Regions from separate parts of the Homo sapiens genome. Here regions 2 and 3 are each linked to region 1. The links are chromatin loops, found by intact Hi-C in ENCODE. Cell type or tissue: A673. All regions are shown on one strand. Links, peaks and the distances in the headings refer to the core of each region. The heading gives the core; the rest is flanking DNA.

Region 1 (8,135 bases), core at 1,361-6,360:
TTTAATTCTGTAGGCGGGAAAGAACAACCTCACCCATTTTGTGGTGGTTATAAAGTTGAGTTTATGGACTACTTATAATGTATATGAGACCTAGTTTTTGGAATGACTCTTCCTTTCTCCCCCTGTTCTTGCACTACGTTTGTGAATTAAGACCAATGTCCTGGGCCGGGCATGGTAGCTCATACTTGTAATCTTAGCACTTTGGGAGGCTGAGGCAGGAGGATCGCTTGAAGCCAGGAGTTCAAGACCATCCTGGGCAACATAGCAAGATCCTGTCTCTACAATATTTTTTGTTTTGAGACAGAGTCTCACTCTGTTGCCCAGGCTGGAGTGCAGTGGCACAATCTTGGCTCACTGCAGCCTCGACCTCCTGTGCTCAAGTGATCCTCCCCCCTCATCCTCCTGAGTAGCTAGTACTACAGGTACACACCAACATGCCTGGCTAATTTGTTTGTATTTGTAGAGATGGGGTTTCACTGTGTTGCCCAGACTGGTCTTGAACTCCTGGGCTCAAGTGATCCGCCTGCCTCAGCCTCCCAAAGTGCTGGAATTACAGGAGTGAGCCGCTGTGCCTGGCCCTGCAATACATTTTAGAAAATAAGTAGGCATAGTGGCATGCACCTATAGTTCCAGCTATGTGGGAGGATCACTTGAGCCTAGAAGTTCAAAACTACAGTGAGCTATGTTCATGCCACTGTACTCCAGCCTGGATGATAAAACAAGACCCCATCTGCAAGGAAAAACAAAAAAAAGACCAATATCATGAATCCCAGTATGATCATATAACCATGTAGAGACCTCAATTGTTGAATTTTGATGAAATAGCTAGAGTCAAGGAGTCAGATAATTCTTATTTTTCATTTGGAATGGAGGATTGTCAATGGCCTTTGTATATCTCTGGTTCATTCATCCTTCACTCATTCATTTACCATTGAAAAAATATATGGTGAGAGATGAATGTAAAGAGGTAAATAAGATTCTATACAACCTTGAAAGTCATGCTTGGGCTTTACTATAGGAACAATGAGAAGTCTTTTAGGACAGTGTGACATAAAATGCAGTCTTCAGGGCAACAGCAGCAGTTAGAAGCTTGTTAGAAATACAATTCTGCCATCCCCCACCCCCATTAAATCAGAATTTCTGCAACTGAATCCAAGAAGAAACTTTTCTTTCACAATCCCTCCTTGTGATTCTTATTCATGGTAAAGTTTGTAAAGCACTGACTTGGAAGGTAGAGTTAACAAGACTTGGGGAACAATGGTTACGAAAAGTGAGAAAGTTAGAGACAGGGAGGAATAAAAAATGAATCCTGCAGTTTTGGTTTAGTCAACTGGTAAATGGTGATGACTTTCACTGGAATAAAAAACACAGGAGGAAGAAAACATTTTTTGATTGTACTTTCTTGGTTTTGTACATTTTGATTTTGAAGTGCCTGAGGTATTCTCAAGTATAAATATCTAGTAGGCAATTGGTTTTATGAACCAGCAGCTTAGGAGAGAGATCTGGGCTTGAGAAAAGGACAAAGACATCATCAATGCACAGAGAGAAATAGCTTCCACAGGGGTAGAGGAGATCACCCAGGGAGAGTGTATAAAGTGAGAGGGTCAGAGGGCCTAGGACAGAGCACCTGAGAACAATGACTTTTAAGAGATGGGTAGAGGAACAGGAGCTGCAAAGAGATACACAAAGAAATTAGAGGAAAACTGGGGAAGTTAATGTCAAGGAGAGAAGAGAACATTCTAAGAAAAAGGGAATCATGAAATGTTTTGGAGAGGTGAAGTTAAGTATGGACTGGTCTTTATGTGTCTTAAGTATCTACTGGTTTAGCTACAAGAGAGCAATTTGAAATTTTGATTTGAACGGTTTCAACTGAGTGGTAGGAGTTGAAATAAACTTGCTCAGGAACTTAACTAAAGATGGTTGATTTAGTCTACTAGTTCTTAACCAGGGGTAATTATGCTCCTCAGGGAACATTTGGTAATATCTGGTGATATTTTGTCTACTGGCATTTAGTGGGAAGAGGCTAGAGATGCATTTAAACATTTGACAATGCACAAGACAGTGCCCCACAACAAGTGCCCCAGCCCAAAATGTCAATGTTGCCAAGGTCAAGAAACCCTACTTTAGCCTAATGAAGTGTGTATATTTTTACAGCCCGTCATAATTATAAATCCACTGGTTATATTAAGTTATGGAGGCAAACAGAGAGTAGGGCTGAACAAGTAGTAAAAGAATAAGAAACTCAAAAGCTCGAAGAAACTATTTCCAACTTTGCCAGTATTATCTATGCATGTCTTTCACATAGTCATTTAAGTATTTTCTCAGCTTCATTTCTCCACGTAGAATTATCTTGTATCCCCAAGGCACTTTTAATCCTCCATTGAACATTGGTTCCTTTTAGCAACTGTTACAGAAAATACATTCTTATTCTAATTAGATTTTTCCTCAGAGACAAAAGGAGAATTCAAAAACACTTTTATAACTACTTGGAGAAATTCTAGTACTTACAGATGCACTGTTTCTATATCACTTTTCTACAAGTACAAGAAATTTCAAGGAATTTGGGTTAATATACTATAATATGCATCCTTTCAAAAAAGAATAAGTTGAGTATTAGGAGCTAAAGTGTAGAAAAACAGGAGTACAACAGGAGAGATAAACGAACCTGAAGAAAAACAAAACAAAACACGATTCCTGCAGCTGCCACAGTGGAGGGAGCTGAAATTGGGGGTTTGCCAGCAAAGCAGGGATTTTGTCTGCTATGCGCTAGAACTGTGTCTGTCACATTTTTGTATCTCCAGTTTCTGGAATGTAGTGCTCAATTAATATGTGTTAACTGAAACAAAGGAATGAATGGAGCTAAGCCTATAAAATACTGTGTATTAAAAATGAGGTTTGAGAAATACTCCTGGGCATATGGAGCATTGTTAAATAAAATTTACTCAAAGCAGCCGGGTGTGGTGGCTCATGTCTGTAATCCCAGCACTGTGGGAGGCCCAGGCAAGTGGATGACACGAGGTCAGAAGTTTGAGACCAGCCTGGCCAACATGGTGAAGCCCCATCTCTACTAAAAATACAAAAAATAAGCCAGGCGTGGTGGTGGGTGCCTGTAATCCCAGCTACTCGGAAGGCTGAGGCAGGAGAATCGTTTGAACCGGGAGGTAGAGGTTGCAGTGAGCCGAGTTCGCACTACTGCACTCCAGCTTGGGCAACAGAGCAAGACTCCATCTCAAAAAAAAAAAAAAAAAAAAATTTACTCAAAGCATTTTCCATCTTAAGCCTCTAATAAGGGTAATAGAATAGCAGCTATCAACTAATGTGTAATTTCTATGAATGAATCCCATTTATTCCTTTATTGCTCAATCATTCAGCAACCTTTGTTGTTGAGTGCCTGGCAAGATGTCTCTGCCATCATGGAGCTCATATTCTAGTGTGGGAGGCAACACAGAAACAATTACAATATGTGTAGTGATCATGTTTGATATCTACCCAGCATGCACACCCCTTTCTCCTTTCAATCAAAATCCAGTCCCTGCTTAGCTATCTACCCTCCCCGGTGTAGCCCAGGTCCCCACAGCTTTGGGTCAGTTCTAATCTCATTCCCCTAGGTTCTTTGCAGCTTTTTTTTTTTTTTCTTAATAGAGATGGAGGTCTCACTATGTTGTCCAGGCCGGTCTAGAACTCCTGGGCTCAAGTGATCCTCCTGCTTCGGCCTCCTGAGTAGCTGGGATTACAGGTGAATGCCACCATGCCTGGCCTCTGCAGCTTCCAAAGCCACTATTTGTACATCTGAAGCAATCTTTCAAATGCTTCTCACTGGCAATAAACTGAGCTGTAATTGTAGTCACTGGCCACAGAGAGGCACTAGCAGCCCAATAAAATTTACCAGGTTGGCCAGCATACATTTAAAGCTGCCAGCGTAATTCAAAATTTAGGTGTCCTTCAACATTAAAAAGAAGGAAACCATGGGGAGATTTTTTTCTGAGTTGTAGAAAACAAGAATATTCCAAAATCCTATGACTCTTGGGTGGAAAAGGGGAGAAGATACAGTTCACAAGCCATTTTTCCCTAAGTTGTTAACTAAAAGTGTCCCAAGAAACTTTACATATGTTTGTCAAAGAAGGAATTTAAGTCCAATGTTCAGCTTCTCAGATCTTTCCACCAGTTTCTACTAAAAATATACACTCTCAAGAGTTAAAAAGGGAAGGCAAGTAAAGAAACCGAAAACGTTGTTTAGTCATAAATATGTAAAGTCGTTCCTCAGTATTCATGGGGGATTTGTTCCAGGGTTCCTCATGGATACCAAAATCCATGAATGCTCAAGTCTGTTATATAAAATGGTGTAGTATTTGCATATACCCTATGCACATCCGAGTTTCACTCTGGTTGCCCAGGCTGGAGTGCAGTGGCGTGATCTTGCCTCACTGTAACCTCCACCTCCTGGATTCAAGTGATTCTTCTGCCTCAGCCTCCCGAGTAGCTGGGATTACAGGTGCTCACCACCACGCCTGGCTAATTTTTGTGTTTTTAGTAGAGATGGGGTTTCACCACATTGGCCAGGCTGGTCTCAAACTCCTGACTTCAGGTGATCCACCCACCTCAGCCTCCCAACTTTCTGTATACTTTAAATCATCTGTAGATTACTTATAATACCTAATACATTGTAAATGCTATGTAAATAGTTGTTATACTACATCGTTTAGGGAATAATGACAAGGAAAAAAGTCTGTACATGTGGAGTACAGACATTTTCTTTCTTGAATATTTTCTATCCTCAGTTGGTTGAATCCACAGGTGCAGAACCCACAAATGGTGGGCCAATTGTATTTTATTTTGCCTTTAGAAATTGTATTTTGAAATAACCATGGCATGAAGCTTACCTAATTATATCAGATGGAAGTGTATGTTTGAGATGATTGGTAATAGGATGTATAACAGCAATTTTTTTTTTTTGAGATGGATTTTCACTCTTGTTTCCTGGGCTGGAGTGCAATGGTACAATCTTAGCTCACCGCAAACTCCGCCTCCCAAGTTCAAGCGATTCTCCTGCCTCAGCCTCCCAAGTAGCTGGGATTACAGGCATGTACCACCAAGCCCGGCTAACTTTGTATTTTTAGTAGAGACGGGGTTTCTCCATGTTAGTCAGGCTGGTCTCGAACCCCCAACCTCAGGTGATCCGCCCACCTCGGCCTCCCAAAGTGAACAGCAATTTTTTAATTACTAAAAAGTTTCAGTTCAGAATGGTAACAGTCTCAATGAGTCAGTCTGCAGTATGTTGATTTTTAAAAACTAGATGCCACTAGTCATATGAAACTGGAAATTCTAGAGATATTTGTCTATTTGAGATGGGCCTGAATGACTATTCTTTCGCATCTTCTTGAGAAATCAGTCAGTGTAGAGAATTTTAAAAGCCTCTTTAATAAAGAAATTGCTTTGCCCTGGTGAAATAATTTGGCTGAGGATTCTTACAGATTTGTGATGTTGAGATTGGAGAGCTTTGGGATAGCTGTAGTCGAATGGGAAGTTTGTAAGTATTAATACTAGTGTATACTGAGAATTATACCATTCAGTACCACTTATTTGAGTGTTTTTTCCTATTGGTTACTCATTCCTACTTGGAAAAGATTTTAATTAAAATCCAGCTGTTGTTAGGCCAGGCGCAGTAGCTTGCACTGTAATCCCAGCACTTTGGGAGGCCAAGGCAAGAGGATCACTTGAGGCCAGGAGTTTAAGACCAGCCTGGGCAACATAGTGAGACCCCCCCATCATCTCTACCAAAAATTTTTAAAAAAATAAAATCAGCTAGGCATGGTGGTGCGCATCTGTAGTCCCAACTACCTTCAAGGCTTAGATGGAAGGATCACTTGAGCTTAGGAGTTTGAGGCCACAGTGAGCTATGATCATGACATTGCATTCCAGCCTGGGTGACAGAGCAAGACCTTATCTCTAAAACAAAACAAAATCTTACCATTCTCCTATACCCCTTTTTAAGTACTTCCTAGCATGTATTATTGAGTATTATAATTACTTATTTATCAGTACTAAAGATGTAAGTTCCTGAACTAGTCGAGATCTGCCTGTTTTGCTTACCATTATATCCCATGTATAGAATAATGACTGAAACACAGTAGGTGCAAAATAAATGGCTAAAGGTATTATTCTTATGACTTCATTTTCACTATTTTTTTTTTTTTGGCTTTTGTGCAAACTTCCATTTCCTTGAACTTCCAAGCGCAGCCTCCCTCCCCAGTCCATCCACCAGTCCTCTCTTGGTCTCTCTCCCTCTCCCTGACTTCTAGCTGCCTCATACTCCCACGCTGCTCACAACCAGGTTCAGACTCCGCATTGAGTATCTAAACTCTTACCAGCACATTTCATTTTCATATATCCTTATATTTACACTGCATCATCACAAAACACCAACCTTAAAGTGAACTTCTGGAACAATTTTCTAAGCCACCTGAATTTTGTGCATCAATACAAATTCATAGTTACTAACTTCATTCTCAGGGCTATCAGTCCCTATATTCCTCTGGCTTCAGCTTCCTCTCTTATTCTCCTTTACCACTATTATGAACTTTCCTCAGTCTACTTCTGGTCCTAATTAGAGTTGTTCATAGCATACCCTTATTATCCTTTAGTGTCTGTGGGTCTGTAGAGATCTTCCCTCTTTTATTCTTCATATTGGTTATTAAGTATTCTCAGTTTCTTGGTCAGTCAAGTTAGAGATTTATCAATTTTAATTATTTTTCTAAGAGTCCACTTTGGTTTTATTGATTTTTCTCCACTATTTTTCAATTCTCAATTTCATGGATTTCTGCTGTTTATTATTTCTTACTTCCTGCTTGCTTTGGGTTTAATTTGCTCTTCTTTCTCCAGTTTCTTAACATGGAAAATTAGATGACTGACTTGAGATCTTTATTCTTTCCTATTATAAGTACTTAATGCTATATATTTCTAAGCACTGTTTTAGGTGCATCCATAAATTTCAACATGGTATATTTTCATTTTCATTCAGTTAAAAATATATATATTTAGTCAGGTGTGGTGGCTCACGCCTGTAATCCCAGCACTTTGGGAGGCTGAGGTGGGCAGATCACCTGAGTTCTGGAGTTCAAGACCAGCTTAGCCAACATGGTCAAACCCTGTCTCCACTAAAAATACAAAAATTAGCCAGGCATAGTGGCACAGGCCTGTAGCCCCAGATACTCGGGAGGCTGAGGCAGGAGAATTGCTTAAACCCAGGAAACAGAGGTTGCAGTGAGCTGAGAGTGTGCCACTGAACTCCAGCCTGGGTGACAAAATATATATAATTTAATATATACATACATATATTATATATATAATTTAATATATACATACATATATTATATATATAATTTAATATATACATACATATATATTATATATAATTTAATATATACATACATATATATTATATATAATTTAATATATACATACATATATTATATATAATTTAATATATACATACATATATTAAATTATATGTAAATTATAATATACATACATATATTAAATTATATAGAAATATAAATATATATTTATATGTTATAAATATAATTCAACATTTAAAAGATGTATTTATTAATATATCTGTTAATGAATATATTTATTAATAAAATATTTATTAATAGGTATAGTGATATATTTATTACTAGATATCTATCGATATATTTATTAATAGATGTATTTATTGATATAATATTTATTAATAGATATTTATTGATAAAATATTAATAGATGTATTGGCTAATATATTTATTAATAAATATATAATTTATATTAAATATACTATATATAATTTAATTTCCCTTGAGACTTTCACTCTGATGGTTGGGTTATTGTAGAAAGCAGAATAATGCCCTCCCCCTGCCCTGGCCACAAGATATCTACATCCCAATTCCTGGAACCTGTGAATATGTTAAGTTATGTGGCAAAGAGGGGAATTAAGGTTGCAGATAGAATTAAAGTTGCTCATCATCTGACCCTAAAATAGTAAGAGTACCTTGGATTACCCAGGTGTTTCCAGTAATTACACGATTCTTTAAAGTGGAAGTGAGAGTTAGAGATGTGATTACAAAAGCAAAATCAGAGTTATGGGATCCACCATTGTG
Region 2 (8,135 bases), core at 1,992-6,991, 330 kb after region 1:
GGGTGCCACTGCACCTGGCTTGGGACCAACTATTATGTGTGCTATACTAGATTTTGTTTCACAGGCACATTAAAATATTGTTTAAGTTTAAAATTGAACTACTTAAGTGCCAGAAGGCTTAAGGCTTTAACAATGTTTAGGAGGTCAATTAACATCTATTTTTGGCTTTCCTTCGTCATTGCCACTTATTCAACAAGTAGTTATTGAGTGCCTGCTATGGCAAGATCCTCTTGGTTCTGGAGGAATAGCAAGCAAACAAAAACAAATAAAAATCCCTGCCCTTTACATTCTAGAGTAAGTTTACATTCTAGAGAGGCAGACAATAAATAGAATAAAATTAATAAAATATAACATATTCTAAAATCTAAAATATATAGAATGTCAGGTGGTAATTAAAAAAAGCAGTGATGGGAAGGTAAGAAGTGTGAGGTCAGGGAGGGTGAATTTCTGTTTTAAGTAGAATGGCCAGGGGAGGGCTCACTAAGATGTGATGTCAGATAAAAGACCTAAAGAAAATCAGAGAGTGGGCTGTGCAGGCATCCATGGGGAGGAGCTTTCCAGACAGAAGAAACAGCAAATAGAAAGACCCTGAGCTGGCTGGAGCAGGCTGTCATGTCTGATGGGCAGTTGGAGGCCAGTGTGGCTGGAGTGCACTGAAAAGGAAGGAGGACTTCAGGATGGTCTCTGACTGGCTATTGCAAGGACTTTGGATTTCACTTTGAGTGTGATGGAGAGTCACTGGAGGGTTTGAGCAGAAGAGTGATGCAATCTAATTTATACTTAAAGGAATGTTTTTGTCTGTTGGGTGGGGAAGAGATGAGTTATGAAGAGGGGTGGAGGAAAAGGCAAGGATATCTTAGTCCAGGTGGTGGCTTGAACTAGGGTGATAACGGTGGAAGTGAAACCAGCGGCTGGATTAGGGGCTGGATTTGGGATATGTCCTGAAAATAGATTGGACAGAATTTGCTGATGAATTGGATTTGAAGTTTGTGACAGGGAGGGAATAATCAAGGAAGAATTCAAGGTTTTTGTTGTGATCAACAGGAAGGATGAAGCTGTCGTTAACTGAGATGTGGAAGACTGTGGGAAGAAAAAGTTTGGAAGAAAAGAAAAGGAGGCAGGAATTGAATGTGTTAATTTAGAGAGTATATTATGTCTGAATGCAAACAATATGTAATTGAATATATATGTCTGGTGTTCAGAGGAGGACTCTAGGATGGATATTAAAATTTGGTAATTGTCAGAATGTACATAGTATTAAAAGCCACAATACTTGTTGAGATCACTAATGGGATGGGTAGAGGTAGAATAGGGAAGAGGTCCAGGTACTGAACCTGAAGTGCTCTGAAAGCTAGCCTATAAAAGGTCAACTGCAGAGGCTGATGCACAGAATCATTACCAGCAAAGATTAGGGAGAAGTGGCCAGTAAGAGTAGAGGAAAATTAGAAGACAGCAGTGTCTGGTAGCTATGAAAGAAACTATCTCAAGCGACAAGGAGTGATCAATAGTAAACTATACTCATAATTAATTTAAAATGAAGAGGGAGAACGTCTATAAGGTTTAGCATTGTGGAGGTCTTTAATAACCCTTAGAAAGAGTAATTTTTTTTTTTGAGACAAGGTCTTGCTCTGTCACCCAGACTGGAGTGCAGTGGCATGATCGTGGCTCACTGCAACCTCAACCTTCTGGGCTCAAGAGATCCTCCCACTCAGCCTCCCACGTATCTGGGACTACAGGTGCATGCCACTACACTTGGTTAATTGTGATGGAGACTGGGTCTACTTGGAATGAATTCACTTATTCTATTTGAAAATATCTGAAATAAACACCCCAAAATATTCTCTAAGCAAAAAACCTAGAACATACTTTCAGATATTGAGACAACAACAATAATATCAATGACAACTGACATTTATTCAGTACCTACTTGTGTCAGGGACTGTGTTAAAGTGCTTTACAAGTACAATTTTATTTGACTTTTCACAATCAACCTATGAATTAGGTTCAATTATCTCCATTTCATAAATGAGGAAGTTGACGTTTATAGACTTTTAAGTGTGTAAAGTCACATAATGAGTAAGTGATGGAACTGAGATACTGGAAATATTTTCATAATGCTTTTACACTGAATGATTATTTTGTTTCCAGGGTATATTGATATGCCTTTGGAAATAAGTAGTCTCATTCTTTAGAACCTAAGGTGGTATTTTTTACATTCCATTTATTTCATGTCCCTTTATTTTCCTGATATCTAGCACTTCTACAATAATGAAAAGTTATAACTAGTTCCTTTATAGTTGTTTGTATGGTACTTTTTTGATGCAGAGAACTACCTAACATATTTCAATTTATTAAATTAGATTAATATGTTCAATCAAGTTAAATGTTATTAAGGAAAATGCTATTTTCTAGAATGATTTCTATTTTTAATAGAAATTTATTTTGAGGAACTTGATTACATTTTTGGAAGTATATTCTTAAAATAATTACATCGAAAAGCCATTGAACATTTAACATACTCATTTCATGTTCATAACCTTTCTGTGTGGTGGACATTATTATTATCTACATTTTACACACAGGGACCTGGAGGTTTAAAGAAGTTGAGTAAATTGCCTGAAGTCACAGAGCTTGTAAGTGGTTGAGTAAGGATTGACCCCATGTCCTCTGAAATTACATTCCCTGCTTTTTCCACTACAACATGCATGTAAATTTAGTTAATTCCAATGCTCAGCTTGAAATATTATATCTTTACTCATCTGTGTTAAATTGATTACCCTCATTTGATGCACCATTGTAACTCTAACAGCTGGAGCAACAGGGGCCCACAGTTTTAGGAAAGCACGTATATATTTTTAAATTAGGCGTGTTTTCTCAGGGAAGCATGCGAGTAGTTTGTTATTATTTTTCTTTTTTAGGATTGATTCTACATAACCTGAGAGAGGGAAAAGCAGAATTACTGTTGCTTGGCTATGCTCTTCATAGTTGCTGATCCTTTTTTGAGGATGTAGCTAGGAGTGGTGTTAGCAGGGAAATGGAATGAACACAGACTGTGCCATGAATTCTGGAGCCTGCCCTGAAATAGGCTGGGGACTGTGTCATTGATTTTCTAGAATGACTTCCACAATTTCCCAACCCTCCTGAATCTCACATTCAATTCACAAAAAATTGTTGATTTCCTTACATTAGCATGCCCTTTTCACATTTACTTTTGAGCCTCTTTGATCAAGCTTCTACTCTAGGGCCAGAATGGTTTATTAGACATGCAACAATGATAACCCACGTATGGGTTCAAAATTCTTCAGTGGCTCCACATTACATTTAATATAGAATATCAATCCCTTAACATGGCCTACAGGGTCTGACCTGGTCTGGCCCTCTCCCTACTCTTCAACCTCAGCCAGTACCATTTTTCATCACAGGCCCCAGGCTTTCTTGAAGTTCCTTTAGTCTTTTCCTTCCTCAAGGCTCACGGAATACTATTTCCCCTGCCTAGAATATTATCTTCTCCATTCTTAGGGGTAAGTGCTTCCTCCTCAAAGACCTTCCCTGACCACCCAATCTAAATTAGGTCCCCCCAGCCCCTGTTATAATTTCTCTAATTATTTTCTGCCTTTCCTTCAAAGTGTTTATTACAATTTGGTGTTCCATTTTATTCGTATGTTTATTCTATATCAAGACCCCTCCCCATATAAATGTAAGTCACACAAGGGCACTTTCTATATCTGCTTTTTTTCACCACTGCCTGGTAACATAAAAGACATTCAATAACATTTCTAGAATAAATGAATGCCCTTTCATAAGCTGTTTTATCAACCTGGGATATAACAAAAATAGCCAATGTTTATTTTGCAGTAATATCCTAAGCACTGTAATGACATTACAAATTGGTTGATCCTGGAGCAGGGGTAAAGCTGGGAGATGCATGTATGTAATGATTAGGTTTCATGGGAGGATGTAAATTTTTTGTTTTGCTGCATTTTATTGACTGTCTAAAAAGCAAGTGATAAGGAAAGAGAACAAAAGGATTTGGTCAAATGTCGAATTCTATCACATTATATCTAGATATTCTTATGGAGAATATTGTGCAATCAAGAAGCTGTGATGTATAAGTAGATCAATATGAACTTGTTTTAAAGAGACGAATAGTCACATCAACTTTTCAATCCTTTTGATAAGTAGAAATAAGTAGGGACAAACTCAACTGTCCCTAATTTTCTTTAAATTTGAAAATAGTCTTTTACTGTCTTCACAGGATGCGTGATTGGGAGCAGAGATTGGTTAACACTATCATTTTAGCTCCCTCTGCTGGTAGTGAATGATGCGTTTAGCAGAGGGCTGACGAAAAGTGCAAATGTTGCTAAAGATAGGGATGAAACACCTTTGCTGTTGTTGCTAGTCTCCTCTTGGTCAAGGTAGGAAGCAAACATGCTGTTTTTAAAGCAATTTTTAACAGTCTTATTGATATATACTTTATATACAATAAGATTCACTTGTTTAAAGTGTACAATTAGTTTTTACTGTGTTTACAGAGTTGCACAACCATCACCATAATCTAATTTTAGAACATTTTTCATCGCCCCAAAAGAAATCTTCTATCCATTGGCTACAGCTCTCTTTCTTTTACCCTACCTCCTCTGCCACTAGCTCCTGGAAACCACTAAATTACTTTCTGTCTCCATAGACTTAACTAATTTGGACTCATTTGATAAATGGGTTCATACAATGTATGTTTATTTGTGTCTGCCTATTTCACTTAGCATACTGTTTCTAAGGTTTATTCGTGTTGTGGATCAGTATTTCATTAGTTTTTATTGACAAATAGTATTCAATTATATGGACATACCACATTTTGTTAATCTATTCATTATTTGATGGGCAATGAGGTTTCTGCTTTTAGGCTATTATGAATAATGCTGCTATAAACATTAGTGTTTAAGTTTTTAGGTAGACATATGTTTCAATTATCTTGAGTAGACAGATACCTAGGAATGCAATTGCTGGGTCATATCTACACTGAACATTTAGAGGAACTGCCAATTTTTTTCTAAAGTGGTTATACTATATTACATTCTCACACATGCTCTTTTGGATAGGTTTACAAAGTAGCGCCTAAGAGAAAGACAGCTTAAATTTAATGTGTCTTTTGTCATTTATTCTTTTAAAAATTTTTAAATTTTATTTCAATAGTTTTTGGGGAACAGGTGATTTTTGGTTACATGGATAAGTTCTTTAGTGGTAATTTCTGAGATTTCGGTGCACCCGTCACCTGAGCAGTGTACACTGTACCCAATGTGTAGTCTTTTATCCCTCACCCCTCCCACTGTTTCCTCCGAGTTTCCAAATTATGTCATTCCTATGCCTTTGTGTCCTCACAGCTTAGCTCCAACTTATAAGTGAAAACATATGATATTTGGTTTTCCATCCCTGAGCTACTGCACTTAGACTAATGGTCTCCAACTCCATTCATTGCTGTGAATGCCATTATTTCATTCCTTTTTATTCCATGGTGTATATATACCACATTTTCTTCATTCACTCATTGATTGATGGGCATTTAGGCTGATTCCATATTTTAGCAATTGTGAATTATACTGCTATAAGCATGCAAGTGTCTTTTTCATGAAATGACTTCTTTTTCTCTGGGTAGATACCCAGTATTGGGACTGCTGGAACAAACGGTAGTTCTACTTTCAGTTTTTTAAGGAATCTCCATAGTGTTTTCCAAAGTGGTTGTTCTAGTGTACATTCCCACCAGCAATGTAAAAGTGTCACCACATCCATGCCAACATCTATTATTTTTTGGTATTTAAGTAATGGCCATTATCTCAGAAGTAAGGTGGTATCTCACCGTGGTTTCAATTTGCATTTCCCTAATAATTAATGATGTTGAGTATTTTTCATGTCTGTTGATTATATATCTATTATGTTTTCATGTTTTTTGCCCACTTTTTGATGGGATTATTTGTTTTTTTTTTCTTGCATATTTGAGCTCCTTATAGATTCTGGATATTAGTCCTTTGTCAGACGCATAGTTTGTGAATATTTTCTCCCATTCTGTGGGCTGTTTACTCTGCTGATTATTTCTTTTGCTGGGCAGAAGTCTATTTATTTTTGTTTTTGTTGCATTTGTTTTGGGGTTCCTGGTCAGAAACTCTTTGCCTAAGCAGATGTCTAGAAGAGTTTTCCCAACATTATCTTGTAGAATTTTTATGGTTTTGGGCCTTAGATTTAAGTCTTTGATCCACCTTGAGATGAGTTTCATATAAGGTGAGAGATGAGGATCCCATTTCATTCTTCTACATGTGGCTTGCCAGTTATCCCAGCAGCGTTTGTTGAATAGGGTGTCCTTTCCCCACTTTATGTTTTGTTTGCTTTGTTGAAGATCAGTTGGCCCTAAGTATTTGGCTTTATTTCTGGGTTCTCTATTCTGTTCCATTGGTCTAAGTGTATTTTTATACCAGTACCATGCTGTTTTGGCAACGATAGCCTTTTAGTATAGTTTGAAGTTGAGTAATGTGATGCCTCCAGATTTGTTCTTTTTGCTTAGCCTTGTTTTGGCCATGCAGGCTCTTTTTTGGTTCTATATGAATTTTATGTTTTTTTTTCTTGTTCTGTGAAGAATGATGATGGTACTTTGATGGGAATTGCATTGAATCTGCAGCAATTTTGAGCATACTGCCAAAAGCAATATGATGCTTTGCATCATCAAAGCAATATATTGCTTTTGGCAGTATGGTCATTTTCACAATATTGATTGTACCCATCTATGAGCATGGGATGTATTTCCATTTGTTTGTGTCATTGATGATATCTTTCAGCAGTGTTTTGTAATTTTCCTTGTAGAGATTTTTCACCTGGTTCTGTATATTCCTAAGCATTTTATTTTTTTTTTGCAAGTGTTGTAAAAGGAGTTGAGTTCTTGATTTGATTCTCAGCTTGGTTCTTGTTGGTGTATAGCAGTGCTACTGATTTGTGTACATTGATTTTGTATCCTGAAATTTTACTGAATTTATTTATCAGATTTAGGAGCTTTTTGGATGGACCTTTAGGGTTTTCTTGGTATATGATCATAACAACCGCGAACAGTGACAGTTTTACTTCCTCTTTACCAGTTTGATGACTTTTGTTTCTTTTTCTTGTCTCATTGCTCTGGCTAGGACTTCCAGTACTATGTTGAATAGAAGTGGTGAAAATGGGTCATTCTTGTCTTGTTCCAGTTCTCAGGGGCAATGCTTCCAACTTTTCCCCGTTTAGTTCAGTTTTCAGTCCAGCTGTGAAACCATCTGGTCCTGGACTTTCTTTTTGTTGGCAATTTAAAAAATTACTGTTTCACAGTAAACTGAGATCACGCCACTGCACTCCAGCCTGGGCGACAGAGCAAGACTCCGTCTCAAAAAAAAAGAAAAAAATATTACTGTTTCAGTCTTGCTACTTGTTATTTGTATGTTCAGAGTTTCTGTTTCTTCCTGATTTAATCTAGGAGGGTGATGCATTTCCAATAACTTAGCCATCTTCTGTATGTTATCTAGTTTGTGTGCATAAAGGTGTTCATAGTAGCCTTGAATGGTCTTTTGTATTTCTAGAGTATTGATTGTAATATCTCCTATTTTGTTTCTAATTGAGCTTATTTGGATCTTCTCTCTTCTTAATCTCGCTAATGGTCTATCAATTTTGTTTAAGTTTTCAAAGAACCAGTTTTTTGTTTCATTTTTCTTTTGTTTTTTTTTTTTTTTGTGTCAATTTCATTTAGTTCTGCTCTGACCTTTGTTATTTTTTTTCTTCTGCTGGGTTTGGGTTTATTTTGTTTTTTGTTTATCTGGTTCTTTGAGGTGTGACTTTAGATTGCCTATTTCTGCCGTTTTGGACTTTTTGTTGTAGGCATTTAATGCTATGAACTTTCTTCTTAGCGCTGCTTTTGCTGTGTCCCAGAGGTTTTGATAAGTTATGTCACTATTATCATTCAGTTCAAAGAATTTTTAAATTTCCATCTTGATTTCATTGTTGACCCAAAGATCACTCAAGAGCAGATTATTTAATTTCCATGTATTTGTATAATTTTGAGAGTTCTATTTGGAATTAATTTCCAGTTTTATTCCATTGTGGTCTGAGAGGATACTTGATATAATTTTAAT
Region 3 (8,135 bases), core at 1,992-6,991, 1.0 Mb after region 1:
TGCAAATGGTGGCTCACGCCTGTAATCCCAGCATTTTGGGAGGTTAAGGCAGGAGAATCACTTGAAGCCAGGAGTTTGAGACCAACCTGGGCAACATAGTGAGACCCCGTCTCTACAAAAATTTTTTAACAAATTAGCCAGGCATGGTGGTGTTTACCTGTACTCCCAGCTACTTAGGAGGCTGAGGCAGGAGGATATCCTGAACCTGGGAGCTCAAGGTTGCAGTGAGCTGTGTCACACCACTGTACTCCAGCCTGGGCAAAACAGCGAGACTTTGTCTCGAAAGATAGATAGATAGATAGATAGATAGATAGATAGATAGATAGATAGATATTCATTAAATAGACCCATAATCGAAAATGGATCCAACTCTCTCATTTTCTGTCAAATAAAAATGGGGCCCAGAATCTTTCTCTTAGGTCTTTGGTGAGGTTCTGTAAAAGCACAGCCTGAGACAAGGGCTCTTGTCCAAATGATGTGTTGAGAAGATGCTCTCAGGGGAAGCTTATTAGGAAAGCAGGGCAAGCAGAACAGAGAAGAGGACAAGCAAAGAGGTGGTGGTAGCAGCCATCTACCCTCAGCCTGATTGCACAGGGATCTCTGAGCATGAGTGGCCCCTCATGGACAGTTGTCTCACCTTGAGGTGAGGGGGCTGAGCCTCTGCACCCTCATGCCAGCCAACCACTGACTCCAGGCCACCCAGGGATGGTGGAGGCATAACTTCCTAGGCACCTCTGGCTCAGCAACACCCATCAGCTGAGGGGGCTGCTCCAGCGAAGTGGCAGCTGGGCACCACTAACAGGCTACCCTCCCAGCAGTGGGGCAGGAGAGGATGGGGCACCAGCTGGAGAAAGGCGACCTGGGTGGGGCACCAACAGCATTACTGTACTTGCCAAAGGTCGCAGCAGAGCTAAGTTTACACTCCAGGTTCCTTTGATTTTCCCAGGCCATTATACACGTACCACACGGCCTCCTTCAAATAAACACCATTCATTCTATTGGAACCTATGACCCAGCCCCATTGAACACAGTCTATCAACCATGACTCAGTTGCTCAGCCTGACAACATGAGGGCTTATAAACATAAAATATAGCAAACACGTAGAAGTAAATTCCAGTTTAACTCCAAATAACATCAATAAAAATAACAACTCAGTATGCCCTGTTGACCCTTCACATGCATTATCTCATTTCACCAACCCAAGGGACTTTTTATCCCCTCCTTAGAGTGGAAACTCATGCTCAGAGAGTATAAGTTATGGCCCTAATAACTTAATAGTAAGTCAGTAGGATTGTGAGGGTGACAAATAGAATGCGAACCCAAGCAGTATTGCTCCAGAGGCTGTACTCCTAATTAATAATAAATTGGCATGCTTTGGGGGTTGGGAGGAGGCGTACACACCTATAATCTGTGGGAAATCAATTTTAAAATAAACTACAAATCAGTATATTTAGCAAGTAGGTATATTATGGAGCGTCACACTGTTTTTCCTCTTAGCAAATTTTATGCTTGGCTTTCAGAATATTTTTCAGATTTTAAATCAAGCAAAGTGCAATTTCATGAGGTGGACTCAAAACACTCATGACAGATAACCATTTCACTGCCATTCTAGAAGCACATTGTCTGTCTCAGTTTTTTCCTTAATCTGATTTTTGCCATTCTGGAGGCCTGGTGGTAATCTGACATAAATGACCAAGAGGAAGGTGAACACGAATAGAGCAAAGAAGCCAAAGTGAGGGGGCTATAAGGCAATAATTCAGAATACTCAAGTCAGAAAAGGATGGAGTGGTCTCCATATTGTTCAAACATCCTGCATAATAACTCGCCCACTTCATTGTGTGTGTGATTGTCAGTGGAGGTGGCAGGAACAGCAGAGAAGCACATGGTCATGCCTGCACTAAGCTGCTGCCCGTGCTGCTGTAATAGAAGGATGCAGAGTCACAGCTGATGGGTTGGACACTAACCTGCCACCTGCCAACCACTGTGCTTATGTATGATCTCAGACAACCTTCACAACATCCTGGAGGCAGGCAGTATTTCTATGCCCATCTTGCAGTTATGCTAACAGAGAGACTTAGAGAGATAAGTAATATGCTCAATGTCACAAAGAAATAAAAATCTAGCCAAAGATACAATCTTGACAACCTGCTTACAAAATCTGCACGTAACTACCATGTCTTACCTTTTTCTAGGTGATACAGATGACAAAATTTTAATCTTCTGATATGGTTTGGCTATGTCCCCACCCAAATCTCATCTTGAACCGTAGCTCCCATAATCCCCACATGTCATGGGAGGGACCCAGTGGGAGGTAACTGAATCATGGGGGCAGGTTTTTCCCATGCTGTTCTCATGATAGTGAATAAGTCTCACGAGATCTGATGGTTTTATAAAGGGCAGGTCCCTTGCACACACTCTCTTGCCTGCTGCCATGTAAGACATGCCTTTGCTCCTCCTTCACCTTCTGCCATGATTGTGGGGCCTCCCCAGCCATGTGGAACTGTGAGTCCATTAAACCTCTTTTTCCTTATAGATTAACTCAATCTCAGGTATGTCTTTATTAGCAGTGTGAGAACGGACTAATCACCTTCTAACATTTTTATAAAATATTTTCATATTCTTATACTTGTATGGGGATGTCCAGAGCTGAGGGAGGCACTGGAAACATGCACAAGCCCTTCATGAACAGTGAGCATCAAGCTGTTCTCTTTATTTGTCAGATTTTATATAGGTAGGTTGGAATTCTGGAGGGTTATGAACAAAATTTTCATAGGGTTTTTTATTCTAAAAAAATAAAAGACCCCACAGGAATGAAGAAAAAGGAGGCAAAAGTTTTGAAACCTGCCTGAAAATTAATGGTACGTCATGAGACAAAAATGTAATCTTGTTAAGTGAAAGAAATGACAGTGGATACAACCCAGGGTGAGTAAAACAGGAGCCAACATATATTATTTAAGAATTAAAAGTAGAGGAGCTTTGCCTAAAAAGGTAAAAATTGGCCACTACTCATTGGAAAGCACAGGCCTGGCATAATTTCTCTCCAAGCAGACCCTGAAATGTTTAAGCCATTGTAGTCTAATGAGTCCTGAAAGTGTAGACCTGGCAGTGGCTCTAAGAGGAATCACAGTAATTGCTCCTTTCCTTTCCTTGCCTTCCCTTTCTCTACTTGTGGTCCCTGGCAGAGCAGCAGGAATAAGTCCCACTGAGTCCTCTAACTGCTGTATCTGCCCCCAGACCACCCCTCATACAGGCTGCTTCACCCTGAGGTTCAAGCAGAAAGGACTTCTCAGCCCTTCCACCCTGACCCCCAACAATCCTTCAACATCCATTAGCCTGCAACCCCATCCAGGACACTGCTTCCAGCTTTACAGGGTACTCTCCATTTGCACTCATACCATGGGGGACAAAATCTAACTACCCTGGGAACTCTTTTGGCAATTCAGTAGGGTGTGCATTTCTATAAAGTTCTTTTTGTCTTGACCCTAAAGAAGAGGTGGTCGTGGTACAATTTTTTGAGATTCAAATTCTCTGATTCCTCTACATGTGATTAATTAGAGTTTCACTTTGGAGGGTACTAAATGCAGTGCTTTTTAAAATGAGATTTTTTTTTATTTTTGCTAGGGGACCATGTTCCAAATCTTGATGTATAGGTTGACAGAATTAGGTGAAATGGCCTGTTCTGAAGAAGCGTTTTAATCAGGGCAGGCACAGATAATTCCCAGCATAAGCTTTGCTTCCTATTTTAAGAGCGACCAGTTCTGAATCTTAGATACTGTGTCAGGAGGTTTTTCCTTGCAGCCAGAGACTTTTGCCTTAGGAGTTTTTGGAAATGTGTCATAAAGCTATGTAGTTCAGGGTCCCACTATGTGCATTTTATGAACTGCCCAAACATTGTTTTCCTGGGAAGTGAGGCACCACTCTCCTCTCATCAAATTCACCCAGATATTAGCACATGACCTCTAGAGCAGAACAGTGAAGAATCACAAGTTACTCATGGCAGGCGACTTGAACACAATTATTTTTCAACTGATGTGGGTTTTTTCTGTAACATAAAATATACACTTCAATTTATTTATATAAATATAAAACTATCTTTTTCTGGAAATCTTATAAAAACCACTTTAAAGTGTCGTTCCCATTTAGCAATGCAGCATGATTATCTGGGTACAATCTAAACATGGAGAGAGCACTGTTCTCAGACACATCCTGATGAAGCTCACGATTGGAGGACGTGGAATTAGTTCCCTCTAGTGGAGAACTTCATGTTGACACAGTTGTTAGCCCCTTGTCTCATGGAAGGAAAAGAAAGGTGAAATCTTTTTTTTTCTTTTTTTTTCTTTTTTTTTTTGCCATAATTTTTCTTTTTTTCTTTCTTTTTTTTTTTTTTTTTTGTTGTTGTTTGTTTGTATTTTTTTTATGACAGCGTCCTCTCTGGCGGGTAAGGCATAATCTTTTTTTGGTATATACCTTAGAAAACAGGTCTCAGTGTAGTGATGAAACAGCTTTAACTTGAGAATTGACAAATTCTTGTGAACACTTTTAAATATGATATACTTTCTAACAATGCTTGGCATCCAATCATTTTCATTTCTCATTATTTTAAGTAATTTTAACAACAGTGTATCAAATGAAATTATTGTTCCCTAATAATGTCTTATAGTGTATACATTTGTTTATTTAAGGAAACCTTTTTTTCCAAATCATGGATTAAAACACAGCCCTCAAGGATTCTCCCCTTTTCCAGGCCCTCCCCATCCCACCTGCCTTACTTTTCATTTCCTGCGTTTTCCCTCTCGGCTTTGATTTCCCTCAAGGCGGTGTCTGTAGCACAATGCCTACCACCTTGTACGTGTTCCATAAATATTTGTTAAATCTCAATATGAAAAAAGGAACAAGTTCTTGGACATCAAGTTAATTTTATAGGAAGAAATATGTTTTAAAAAAATAAAAATAGATGATGCGCCGGGCATAGTGGCTCATGCCTGTAATCCTAGCACTTTGGGAGGCTGAGGTGGTCAGATCACAAAGTCAGGAGTTTGAGACCAGCTTGGCCAACATGGTGAAACCCCATCTCTACTAAAAATACAAAAATTAGCCAGGCGTGGTGACGTGCGCCTGTAATCCCAGCTACTTGGGAGGCTGAGGCAGTATAATTGCTTGAACCCAGGATGCGGAGGTCGCAATGAGCTGAGATCATGCCACTGCACTCTAGCCTGGGCAACAGAGCAAGACTCTGCCTCGGAGGAAAACAAACAAAAAAAAAATGGATGCTCACCACCACCTCGCCCTTGCCCCACAGAAGCCTGTGGTGCTGGCAGGTTGCCTGGCCTCATTAGACATCGAGAGGGAGCCCCTTGGAGCTGTGCTCCCTGCATGTCCTTGGCAATGTCACGCTGCACCTGGGGCTCTGAGGGGAGCTCCTAAAACCCTCACGGTCCCTGCTGTGAATATGATCTTCTGAATCATTTGTTTTACTCTTGTTACGTTGGCTCCTAACTTAGCATGTTGTTACCAAATCCCTATTCAGAGGAATATTTTTTCCTGACAGAATCCTTAGTCTACTTAAGGTTTCTAAGAAAAAAAAGTTGGAATTTTAAACCCACCTTAATCAAAAATAAGAGTAAAAATGATGAAGTACTAAAGGATCTATGAGAATGAATACATTCAAAGTATGGCAGAGGCCCACTTTGCCTGAAGGAATATACCTCAGATGTGGATCCTTCATCTTGTCAGTCTCCAGAGGATGGTCAGCCCTACTCAAACACCTGTCCGTTTTTCCAGGCAGCTCTTTTTTTCATTGCCCAAGGCAGCTTTTTAAAATCAGTGTTGCTGTCCTTAAATTCTCTTCTCCCATCCGATACATAGAAAAATACAGAATCTAGGAATAAACCATCCTAAATTACCTCTCTTGTTCCCTGACCCCATCAAGAACTCACACATGTGTGTGTAGGCACACGTGCACACAGTAGGATCTCCTGAGAGCTTATTCGTTTTTGTTTTCCTACTTCCTAATACCACACACATAATAGAGGTTCTCTAAAAATTGACTGAATGATACAGAGTTAGCCTTACTCATGGGAGTTAGACATATTCGTCTATTTCAGCTCTAAAACATCCAGTTGATTCTAGAAAGCCCAGAGAAAGGGAGAAATTCTCACTTGCCACCTCCTTCACGGGTGCTTAAATTATCCAACCACCCTATGTGGCCAATTGGTTTTTAAGGTCTGTGGTCGTGGCCCCTCTGCTCCTGTTTAATGAATAAACTTTGTAAACTTTAAGAGACTCTATCCTGAACCTGTTAATACAGCGTAAATATGCATCAAGACACTTAAGAAAATATCCTACAATTGAGTGGTTCCATATTAGTGAAAGAATGGTCTAGAAATCTAGAGAGAGGTCTCAGACAAGGCGATTGCAAGTTTCTCCAGGTGAGGCAATACTTCCTCATCTTTGAACATTGTGTAGAGGGGTGACTGTCCTTACCATTGCTTTCCTATTTGTACATGTTTAAACTCCAACATTTTTTTTTCATTTCTGGGGAGGGATTTTTCTTCCATCCAAATTTTTGATCCAGGTAATCATTATAATCTTGACCAATGGTTTAACTTTCCATCACAGTTTCATAGAAGAGAGTTGTTTATTTCACTTTAAAGTATATTTTCTTTCTTTTCCTTCCTCCTTCCTTCCTCTCTCTCTCCTTCCTCCTTCCTTCCTCTCTCTCCTTCCTCCTTCCTTCCTCTCTCTTGCCTTCCTCCTTCCTTCCTCTCTGTCTCCTTCCTCTCTCTCCTTCCTCTCTCTCTCCTTCCTCTATCTCTCCTTCCTCCTTCCTTCCTCTCTCCTTCCTCCTCACTTCCTCTCTCTTTCCTCTCTCTTTCCTTCCTTCTGTCTCTCTCTCTCCTTCATTCTCTGTCTCTCTCTCTCCTTCCTCCCTCCTCTCTCTTTCTCTATCTCCTTCCTCCTTCCTTCTGCTCTCTCTCATTCTCTCTCCTTCCTCTCTCTGTCTCTCTCTCTCTCTCCCCCAAGCTGGAGTGGCGTGGCATGATCCTAGCTCACTGTAACTTCAAACTCCTGGGCTCAAGTAGTCCACTCGCCCCAGCCTCCTAAGTAAATAGGACTATAAGCACATGCCACCATGTCCAGTTAATTCTTTTATTTTTTGCAGAGATGGGGGTCTCACTAGCTGATCTCCAACTCCTGGTCTCAAGTGATCCTCTTGTCTCAGCCTCCCAAAGTGCTAGAATTACACGCATGAGCCACTGTGCCTGGCCTCTGATTTCTACCTTTTTTTTTTAATTCATTTATTCTTTTGAGACGGGGTCTTGCTCTGTCACCCAGGCTGGAGCACAGTGGCATGATCTCAGCTCACTGCAACCTCCTCCTCCAGGGTCCAAGCTATTCTCCTGCCTCAGTCTCCCAAGTAGCTGGGGTTACAGGTGCCCGTCACCATGCCCGGCTAATTTTTGTATTTTTAGTAGAGACGGGGTTTCACCATGTTGGCCAGGCAGGTCTTGAACTCCTGACCTGAGGTGATCCACCTGCCTTGGCCTCCCAAAGTGTTGGGATTACAGGAGTGAGCCACCAAGCCAGGCCTTCTAATTTAAATATGTTCTTCCATATATGACCTGCAGGTGGCAGAGTGAAACAGCACTATACTGTAAAAGTAAAAATCGAGGCTTGGGTGTGACAGAAATTCTCATTAGAACTTACATCCTCTAGGGTGATACTAGTGAAATCTAGTGTGGGCAGGGTGTCTCACAAAATCTTTAACACAATGTCAATAATAGTTTGCTTGGAATTATTATTTTTTCATTGTTTTTTTGTCATCCACTAGTTGTATCCCCCCAAGAGGATAAAAATATCAAATGACATTATGAAAAATATCAAATGACATTAGAACGTCAAAATCCTCAAAATAGAAATAACAAGTAAAATAATTAAAACATGGCTTGAACATGGTTATTGGACTCCTCAGGTTTTTTTTTTCTTAAATCATTATGATTCTTCATAAGAAAGTAAACTGTGTAATTCAGTAAACTAAATTGTAAGCTGCTTGGAGGTAAGGATGTCTCTTTTTTATTGCCATGTCCATGTATTTGTATTGCCTATTAAGGTGCCTGGTGTACATTAGACCTTA

Evidence for each region. A loop is a pair of places that touch in the nucleus more often than their neighbours do. Peaks named below come from ENCODE experiments on the same cell type or tissue, not always from the same donor. Only the 100,000 strongest peaks of a DNase experiment are listed, where the experiment ranks them.
Region 2: a loop joins it to region 1, with 6 times the contacts of the local background. A loop is called at or near these places in 89 of 110 quality-filtered maps.
Region 3: a loop joins it to region 1, with 9 times the contacts of the local background. A loop is called at or near these places in 13 of 110 quality-filtered maps.

The regions. Positions count from the first base shown.
Region 1 is chr12:71,742,896-71,751,030 of GRCh38, reverse strand. No RefSeq gene overlaps it. Among named protein-coding and RNA genes, the nearest start is that of RAB21, 7.9 kb to the left of the region's middle. RefSeq lists a silencer at 2,957-3,166. In A673, for the core only: a CTCF peak has its summit at 3,845; DNase peaks (open chromatin) are centred at 2,740 and 3,860; H3K4me3 peaks cover 501 bases; H3K27ac peaks cover 917 bases.
Region 2 is chr12:71,411,998-71,420,132 of GRCh38, reverse strand. No RefSeq gene overlaps it. Among named protein-coding and RNA genes, the nearest start is that of LGR5, 24 kb to the left of the region's middle. RefSeq lists a silencer at 4,344-4,393. In A673, for the core only: a CTCF peak has its summit at 4,323 (motif pointing left); a DNase peak (open chromatin) is centred at 4,292.
Region 3 is chr12:70,729,685-70,737,819 of GRCh38, reverse strand. All of the region lies in intron 6 of PTPRR (protein tyrosine phosphatase receptor type R), which reads left to right. All of the region lies in intron 1 of LOC124902960 (a long non-coding RNA gene), which reads right to left. Among named protein-coding and RNA genes, the nearest start is that of PTPRB, 96 kb to the right of the region's middle. In A673, for the core only: a CTCF peak has its summit at 4,252 (motif pointing left); a DNase peak (open chromatin) is centred at 4,219; H3K27ac peaks cover 380 bases.